Regions from separate parts of the Homo sapiens genome. Here region 1 is linked to region 2. The links are chromatin loops, found by intact Hi-C in ENCODE. Cell type or tissue: mammary epithelial cell. All regions are shown on one strand. Region 1 has its middle 36 kb from the start of ATP6V1G1. Region 2 overlaps WHRN (whirlin).

Region 1 (5,000 bases), 65 kb after region 2:
CGAAGGAGAAGAAAGCACTTGCTCAAAGGCTGCACACAAGTCTACACATAGAATCCAGACAGAAACTCAGAATTCTCTAATCCCAGTCTTGTGCTATTTACCCCATCTAGTAAGACTTATTAACCACCTCTGTAAATCTGCAAGTTTAAAGATGATAGAGGTCACAGCTCCTGCCTGAGAGAGGATACATAACCAGCAGGGAAGACATGCAGATAAAGAAATGACCACCTAGAAAAATCTGTAATAGAAGTGAGCTCAGCACATGACAGAAACAAGAGCAAGTGCTTTTCACTCCTGCCGCAGTGGCTGGGAAGAGCTCCTGCGTGCCTTCCCAGCATCTCGCCTCCTTCTAATAACAGCATCCTAATTCTCCCTGAAGAAGCCACTCTGTCATGTCAGTTTCTGCGGTCTGAGTGAGGCACACCTCATGGTTCGGCTCCAGGCCTGGCCACTGTGCTCTGTTCAGGGATGTCCAGATGTCACAAGCCTGCCCCTGAGAGTCCACCCTCAGACTTTGGCTGGCTCTTCTGGGACAAAGAAGAATTCTTTCCCTGCAGTAGCTAAGCCGGAACCATTGGTGGCCACCTGTGTTGCCACTTTGTGAGGGCCTGGCCAAGACGGAAGTTCTCACAGAGGAAAGCAGAACCAGGGGCTGCAGAGAGACTCTGTAAGACACAGAGTCACTCTGAGCTCTTCCATGACGCCAGTAAATCTCCTTTTCTCCTTCAACCGCCAAGAGTTGGGACTCTGTCATTGTAACTCAACAGTTCCAACCAACATTGTTCTTTTCCTAGCAACCGCCACCCAACTCACTTGTGAATCTTTCCCTCCTCCAATCCCATCTCGGCTGCCTGCTTTCTGCATCAGCATCCTCCATTTAGGAATGCAAATTTCAGAAACCTATCATGCCTGAGGCACGCCTGAAAGGAGTGGAGCCAAGTCTGATAATGAATTTGTGTGCACTGTGTGAGCCGTTCTGCAGCTATTCAAAATCCATTCAATGTTTTTCTCTAGCGATTGTAAGTACACTGTTCTTGGTATTGCCTCTGTCACCAGCTAAATGATGGAGATATTTCCACTCAGGATCTCGATAGACTTGTGGCTCTGGCAACAGATGTGTGTGAACTGATGCACTTGGAACACCTGGAAGCAGGAGGTCGGCTGCTCTTGGAGGACCTGCTGAAGTCTGGACCCCATTGTTCTTCTTTTCTTTTCTGTTCTTTTCCTTTCTTTTGAGGTGGGGGCTGCCTCCTGGAATGGGCATCTCCACTGTGGCCAGGGGGCAACTGGGAAAGAGGTGGTCAGCAGCACCTTGACCTTGAGTGGGCCCAGATCTTAGATCTCCAGCCCCTGCTACTTTATTTCTCCTTCTCCCTCTTCTACAGAGATGGGGTCTCACTATGTTGTCCAGGCTAGAGTGCAGTGGCTATTCACAGGCACAATCTCTGCTGCTTTAGAATGTCCTGGAGAGCTTTCTGAAAGTCCAAGTTCCAGTCTCTATCCCTGCAAGACTCTGAATCAGTAGGTCTGGGGAAAGCAATTCTGATTTTACAAAGCTCCACATTTCTTTTTAAAAAAATATCGATGGGGTCTCACTATGTTGCCCAGGCTGGTCTCAAACTCCTAGGCTCAAGCAATCCTCCTGCCTCAGCCTCCCAAAGTGCTGGGACTACAGGTGTGAGCCTGGCCAAAGCTCTTCACTTCTAAAGGGCAGCCATGCTGCAGAATCCCATCAGCATGAAATGTCCAGAGGCCAGTGTCCTTCCTTTTCCAAGGGGCCCTCTCGTTTGTCCCCCAAGGCACCTCTCCTCCTAGTCTCTAAGGCCCCTCACTGGGACCCTTCCCCTCCATGGCTTGCCTAGGGTTACCTTTGTGGAGTCAGAGGTTGTTAGGGAGGAATATGTAGAACCACTGACCTAGTGCAACCCCTTAACTTTCTATTAAGGAAACCAACGGAGGACCAGGGAGGCCAAATGAGTTTCCCAAGATCACATAACAAATCCAGGGCTTACCGACCAGGGTGCACACCTTGGGAGCTGGAAAACTGTCCCGGGCCTGCTCTCACACAACAATGTGTGGGTTGTTTTTTGTTTGTTTGTTTGTTTTTGTATTTTTTAAATTTCATTAATTATTATTATTATTTTTTTTTTTTGAGACAGGGTCTTGCTTTGTTGCCTGGGCTAGAGTGCAGTGGTCCAACCACACAGCTCACAGCAGCCTCAGCCTTCCAGGCTCAAGCAATCCCTCCCCCTTCAGCCTCCCAAGTAGCTGGGATAATGGGCACAGGCCACCAAGTCCGGCTAATTAAAAAAAAAAAATTTTTTTTTGTAGAGATGGGGCAGAGGAGGGGGTCTCCCTGTGTTTCCCAGGCTGGTCTCAAACTCCTGGCCTCAAGCGATCCTCCCACCTTGGCCTCCCAAAGTACTGGGATTACAGGCGTAAGCCACTGCACCCAGCCTCACACACTCTGAATTATGTGGGGTGGGGTCCTAACTAACTCACTGAGCCTCCCAAGCCAAACTCAACCGCAGCTATTCTCCATCCCAAAAGTGGGAAGGAGCTGCCTATTGAGGGAGAGGTGGGCCTTCTTCCCATTCTCCATCTTCACCTACAAGCTATCCACTATGCAGGGGCTGCTTGGAGTTTTAACACTGATCCAGTAGCTCACCTGGCTCTTGCCTAAGTAAATTACCTTTCTCCCTTGGGGTTGGGGAGGTGTGGGTCTGGGTGGTGGGCACTGGCTTTACCTCCAGCTCAGCTCCTTCTCTTTGGTCCCGCCTCCCAGGGTTTTATGTGTCCATATAACCACTGACTCAGGGTCAGCTTTTTCCAGTCTAGTGCGTCAGCACAAGTGAGTGATAGAGCCTGAAGGCCATTACTCAGGGGAGGATGGTGGTGAGTCATCACGAGAGACTCCTTCCCTAGTCTGGCCACTCTGCTCCAAGCTGTGCTGGGAGACAGAGAATAATAACACCTTTTGGACTGGCCTTTTAAAAATAGAAACAATGGAGTCTGTGGCTTTAGGAGGAGAGGTCCTGGGAGTCAGAAGCTCAGTCCTGCTAGCTTGTCATTCCTTGGAGGATGCTGGCTACTACTTTGCCCACCGGTAATTGAGGGTGTTGCCCTTGGCCATTTGGGGTGGGCTTTCTGAGTCTTTTAGAGGTTGCAGAATCTTACATGTGCTATAAACCAAGGACACACCCTACCCAAAATTTATATACACATTCATGCAAAATGTGTCATGCAATCTCAGGGTTTCATGGAACCCGCTGACACCCAGTCATGGGCTCCTGGCAATGAATTCCTGATCTCTGGGCTCTATTTGTCTAATAATTCTATGAAATATGTTTCTTCCAAATTCTATACTCCCCACACCCTCCATAAAATCATTTTTTAAAACATTTTTTTGTCTTCATTTATTTAAGAAACATTTATTGAGTGCTACCCACTCCTGTGGAAAAGTCCAGTATTGCTGGGAGAGAGAAAAGAGGAAAGGCCTCCACCTGGGGTGTCTGCAAGAAGGGCACGGACATTGGAGGTGCAGATGCACTGAAGAACTGATGGGCAAGCAAGATAGATGGTCAAGGTTGGCACTCAGAGGGGTGACCGTTACCCGCCCCTCCACCCCTTTCCCCGGCTTGTTGTAAGGGCAAGATCCTTCCCTCAACTCCAGAAATGAGTCATCATGTGTCTATGCCAGCCCTGGCAATCCCATTCCCCTTTTTGAGTGTTTCCAACCCCAGTTTTGGACAAAGAGACCTAAGGGAAGTCAGTGTGCGACCCTCAATTCCTAGAAAAAAGACAGAGCCTCAGAAAGAAAAGGCTTTTGGGCTGGATTACAGGTGGCTCACACCTTTAATCCCAGCACTTTGGGAGGCCAAGGCAGGTGGATCACTTGAAGTCAGGAGTTCGAGGCTAGCCTGGCCAATGTGGTGAAACCCCATCTCTATTAAAAAAAAAAAAAAAAAAGAAAGAAGAAAAAGAAGAAAGAAAAGACTTTTGGACCATGCCTGTTCTTTCTGCTTTGGAAGGTTGGTAGCAGAGTTTATGCCTAATTGCTATCTTGTGACTTTGAGATGACAAGTGTGAACATGAAAAACTAACAGCTTAGGCGGAGCCAAAAGATAGGAAGAAACTGGGCTGTTGATCCCAGTGCTCATCACCTCTGAGCGGCCCTGCATCCTCTGGCTCCTAGTCTTCTAGGAGACATAATAAGGTCTATTTCATTTAAGCCACTATTGGATGGGTTTTGTAACTTTTAGCCAAAACCATTGGTCACTGATTCAGGTGAACAGTCCCAGAAGTACGGGGTATGCACAAAGGACTGATGGATTTCTAAGCAACAGGACCATTGTGGTGACACGTCAATCAAGTCACCCACCTGATAGTATTCCCTTCTCAGAGCATGCGTATTCTCACAAGGCTTACTGAGAAAAAATGAAATTGGTCCACACCTTTCCCAAAAAATATTAGAGGTCATTGGCCAGTGGGTAGTACGGTGTTCATCCAGGGATACCCCTTTGTCTTTTCCCTAAGGCCAAGACAGACATAGGGCTCAAACTGGGGTGTCTGCAAGAAAGGACACTGGTAGTCTGTTCCACCGTTGGACATCTGTTTAGCCAGCTGATTTGCAAAACTTCTCATCTACTACTTGAGCTGGGGAAAATACTTACGAAATGGCATGGCGGAGGCTGATCAGGTAGAGAGGGTGCCAGAAAGGTCACCTTGAATTCTTACTCCCTAGGAATTAAAAAAGATGAACTCCACACCTTCACATAAAATACACTGTGAATGGTGCCTGAGGAGGTGGGCAAACATGGTGGTCCTGTTGCACTTCAAGGGAAGAGCTGGGAAGTCCATGGCCGAGTATCACCACCTCTAATGTTGAAGGGGATGGTAATACTCAGTCTGGCATCTGTTACTAAGATCTGTCCCCAGACCATTTGTCTTCTAGAGGGGGTTACAATTAAAACTTGATGGACTGTCTCTGATTCCCATGA
Region 2 (5,000 bases):
ACGACTAAGATACTATCCATCACCAGATGACTATTCTGGCAGCACGTTATGATTATGGAAATGTAAATTATATGTGTATGTCTTCAAACTTAATAACTTGCTACTTGGATTAATGCTCTCAGGAGGCAAATTTGCCTCACTCAGCTCTTTGGAGCCAACTCTGAAACCCCAAAATCATAGACCAGGCTGACATGATTCTCTGCTTAGCAGAGGAGTGAGAAATAGACTGGAGAGGGTCACAGTGTAGGGGGCTAATGGGATGTGTTAACATGGCAGACGCACACATGCTTCTGTGTTCAAAACCATACACCAAAGGCAAGCATGGGGTGGACCTCAAGGTCACAAGACTATCAGATCACTGTGCTGAGGAGCACGTGCAACAGAGGTATTCCAAAAAAGTCTCAAGCAAGGACACGTAATGATGAGTCACCCAGCTTATTTCAGGGTGCAGACCTCAAAGGGCAAGGTTTTCTCTTTTCGGAAACAGAGACTCAACAACAGGAAGGAGAACTGGTCTAAGACCCATCTTAGTGACCCAGAAGGGAGGAAAAAATTATGCATGCCTGCTCTTCGCAGCCGCACCTTGCCTAGCTGGGGCTTTGTGTGTTCAGACACACCGGACAATGGTGTTGGCTCTGTAGATGACTTGCTGTGTGACACTGAGCCAATTGCCTAAACTCTCTGTGCCTGTTTCTATATTTAAAAAGCAATTGCTGGTCAGGCGCAGTGGCTCAGGCCTGCAATCCCAGCACTTTGGGAGGCCGAGGCGGGTGGATCACCTGAAGTCAGGAGTTCAAGGCCAGCCTGGCCAACATGGTGAAACCACGTCTCTACTAAAAATACAAAAAATTAGCCAGGCATGGTGGCGGGTGGCTGTAATCCCAGCTACTCAGGAGGCTGAGGCAGAAGAATTGCTTGACCCCAGGAGGCGGAGGTTACCATGAGCCAAGATTGCACCACTGCACTACAGCCTGAGCTACAGAGCGAGACTCCGTCTCTAAATAAATAAGTATATAAATATCAATTGTTGCCTGGGCACAGCAGCTCAGGCCTGCAACCCCAGCACTTTGGGGGACAGAGGCAGGAGGATTACTTGAGGCCAGGAGTTCAAGAGTAGCCTGGACAACATGGTGAGACGCCACAAAAAAAATTTTTTTTTTAAAATTTAAAATTATCCAGGCATAATGGTGTGCACCTGCAGTCCTAGCTACTCAGGAGGCTGAGTTGGGAGGTTTGCTTGAGCCCAAAAGATCGAGACTACGGTGAGCTATGATCGAGCCACTGCACTCCAGCTGGGGCAACATCGCAAGATTCTGTCTCAAAATAATAATAAAATTAAAAGCAACTGTTGAAAAGATTTAAGAAACTGTAAACTGCGTATACAGTACCTAGCACATGGTAGGTACTAAATGCATGCTAATTCCCTTCCTGAGGCTGCCAGTTCCTTCTCCCAAACAGAGGTCCCAGAAATTCTCTAAACCTCGAATCTATATGGACACAAACACGTGTCCCCCAACTTTCTTCTTTTTAAGAAACATCCTTCTTTAATCCACATTTCCTCGTATCTGCGCTGCCTTCAACACTCAGCTCCTTTCCCACGACCTCCAGAAAAGCTTCCCAGATTGTGGCTGACTCTGTCCTCCAAGAGCATCCAGCACACTTCTGTGATTGTGCTGCCGTCTATACCACAGGCTCTGAGTCACATTCGTGATCTTGTCTTTAAGACTACAAGACAAGTTCCTTGAGGCACATTACATGTTCTGTTTCCTTTAGAACCTCTCCCTGCTCCTTTTCACTCGTTTAGCCAACCATCCATTCATTCATCGTTGAACAAGATATTCAATGAGTTTTCTATATGCCAGACAGCCTCAGGAATCTGTTCAAATTAGGACACAGAGCAGTGCTCTTTCAGATCAGTAGTCAGGCAGTCCACACTTCTCCACTTTAATGTGAGCATAGACACATTAGATACACATGGAATTTGGAGAGACAAGTGAAGAAAGTGTGGTTAAGAGCCACAGCCCTGGAGGTAGGCTGTGGGAATTCCATCCTAGCTCTGCCACCTGCCAACAGTAACCTTGGGCAAGTTACTTACCCAATCTGTGCCCCAGCTTCCCAGGCAAAAAAAAAAAAAAAAAAAGAGAGAAATAACATAGGTATTATCTCACAGGGTAGTTCTGATGATTAAATTAGTGTGTGTGTGTGTGTGTGTAGAGTGTGTGTGTGTGTGTAGAGTGTGTGTGTGTGTTGTGTGTGTGTGTGTGTGTATATATATATATATATATATATATATATATATATATATATATATATATAATATATATAGTGTTTAGCACCTGGAACCTAGGTAAGAGATACCAAAAAAAAAAAAGAGAGCGAGAGTGAAAGAGATAACAGAGGTATTATCTCACAGGGTAGTTCTGATTATTAAATTAGTCAATATATATATAAAAGGTTTAGCACCTGGAACCTAGGTAAGAGATACCAAAAAAAAATTTTTTTTTTTTTTTTGTCTAACAAGAAATTCTGGGTACTGTAGAGAACTCAGTACCCAGAACCCAGAGTGGAAGTCTCAACCCACCACCCATGGTAACGACTGATATGTGTTGATGTCTGCCCTTCCTGACTTGCTCTTGTACTTTATAAACACGTATATATACATATACAAGCTTATCATCTGATTACATAAATCAACTCACAACTGAACATTTTCTGCTCCATCTTTTTTTCCACTAAAAATGTATTTTGAAGATCTTTTCTTACCAGTTCAATGACATAAAGCTCATCTCTTCCAATACTCCATCCCATTCCCTGGAAGGGACTCACCACTACCGAATTCTCATTCTCCTATCAATGGACATTTAGGGTGTTTCTCATTTTTTGCTAGCACCATCACCTGCGATGAACATCCTTGTATGTGCCATCTTGGGGCATTCATGCATCTAATTCCCTAAACTAGAGAAAAATGGAATTCCTGAAGCCATAGGCAGTGAGTCTTTATTCACAGACAATCACATTTCCTTGCCAGTGTCCCCTGGGGCATGCCTTATCCCTTTTGTAGTTCCTGTATCTACCTGCAGGGGGAAGCACTATGCCATCTGGGCCTACAGAGGACCTGAATTCCCCTGACAATGTGGACAGGGCTGGGTGGAGGCCTCGCAATGTCCTTCTCCCAAGGGAGTGCTCACTCTGGTGGAGAGATCCACACTCCTTCGTGCTTTCTTCCACAGTTTCCAAAAAGCTCCCAGTTTAGGCAGATCTTGGCTCTATCTTCCAATCATCTGGGGGCTAAATCTTGGGCCCTAAAGCACTGCAAAGCACCAAAATGAAAACGGTAACCTGGTGGTGTCTTAGGGTGCGAACTCCCTCAAAAGTGTTTTCCAGTGGAAGGTACAGTTGCTAGAAAGCCATTCTCAAACAGTGTTCAACCCCTTCCTAGCTATGAGACTTCAGACAAGTTACTTAACTTCTCTGGCCTCAGTGTTCCCACCTATTAAAAGGGGCCATAACGCCTATGCTCATGGAGCTGTCATGTAAACTGAATGAGGGCCAATGAGAAAATGTGCATAAAGCATCTTGCACTGGGCAGGGCGCACAGGAGGTGCTTGGCAAATAGTGGGTAGCATTAGTAACAGCAAAATTACAGCGATGATGCCACATTTTATTCTTCCCACTGCACAGATGAGGAAAGCGATTCTAGGTGGTGAAGTGTCTATGCACGGTCACAGAAGATAAAAGGCAGGGCTTTTATACCTCTCTCCTCGCTTCTCTCCATTGCCCTCTCACCAGCAGTTTAAGGGGATTCACACCCCCTTAAACACCAGGCCAATCCTACACCTTGGCCCAAGACAGACAGGGGAGGGTTTTTAAAAAGGACATGGGCCTCACAGGATGTAAACAAAAGAAAGTCCCTTAGGGTCTTGAACCCCGAGCAGGTGCTGTGTCCAGCCACATGGACTGGAAAGTCCCTTCCCATTTAGCCCTGCTTTGAGGGAGGACAGAAATTGGTGATGCGGACTCTGCCCCAGTAGCTTATTTTAATGTCATGAGAAAGTAAAACCCTAATTAGCACTCTGTCTTCCAAGCTCCTTCCATCTGTACCATTTTCATCTGTGTTAATTACCTCTTACAGGGACCACTAACTGCAACAGCTTCCCAGCCTCCTCTCTCAGCCCAGTCACTGCAGAGCAACCAGAGAATCCTTATAAAACATACGTGGACTCTGACCCTTCCCTGCCCCAAACTCTCCCCATTGCTTCTGCTATAAAACTCCCCACAGTGCATCTTGGGCCTGTGCGCCTGGTCCTGATGCCTGGCCAGCCTCATCTCCTGCCCTGCCACCTGAGCTGTCTTATAGGATCAAGTACTCCAAGCTCTTCTCCACTTCAGGCCTTTGCACGTGATGCTCTGTCCCTGAAAGTACATATCTCAACATACTTACTTATGCAAATGATTATTTTATTATCTACACTCTTCTCAGTTGACCAGGAAGGCAAGAAATTGTTGTGGCTTGATCAGAGATGTATCAATAAATAGAAAACATAGGAGATGGTAAGAGATTCCACATAAAGAGACAGTGAAGAAATGAAAGGATGCTTTCTTCTTGGAATTGAACACCAATAAGGAAATTTACCTCTCCTGAAGTTACCAATGATTTCTCTAGTAGAATGGAAATAATCCATTAATTTCTCCTTTTGCCTTGGTTGCTAGGGGGCTCAGAATTCAATTTCAATATAAATACTGTTCCTATCAAAGGCACCACACACACATACACACACACACACACGCACACACACGTACACACACACACGCACACACGCGTGCACACACACACACACACACACTTTCCAAGATCACTTCTGATTCCTCTACCTTTTTAATGAAGTGCTTTTCAGGTTAACTCACTCCATTACTTTTGACTTAAGTAAGAATCTTAATTATAAATGTATTAGTAAATAAGCAAATGAGATATGTAAAGTTTAAAGCGGGGGTTAAACTAC

What was found. Peaks named below come from ENCODE experiments on the same cell type or tissue, not always from the same donor. Only the 100,000 strongest peaks of a DNase experiment are listed, where the experiment ranks them.
Region 1: it touches region 2 in a loop (2.7-fold over the local background); 4 of 110 quality-filtered maps call a loop at or near these places.

What each region holds. Positions count from the first base shown.
Region 1 is chr9:114,549,258-114,554,257 of GRCh38, forward strand. No RefSeq gene overlaps it. Among named protein-coding and RNA genes, the nearest start is that of ATP6V1G1, 36 kb to the right of the region's middle. In mammary epithelial cell, no CTCF peak of the experiment used is centred here; a DNase peak (open chromatin) is centred at 2,884; H3K27ac peaks cover 2,068 bases.
Region 2 is chr9:114,484,694-114,489,693 of GRCh38, forward strand. All of the region lies in intron 1 of WHRN (whirlin), which reads right to left. Among named protein-coding and RNA genes, the nearest start is that of WHRN, 18 kb to the right of the region's middle. RefSeq lists an enhancer at 4,000-4,059. In mammary epithelial cell, a CTCF peak has its summit at 3,081 (motif pointing right); DNase peaks (open chromatin) are centred at 428, 1,708 and 3,078.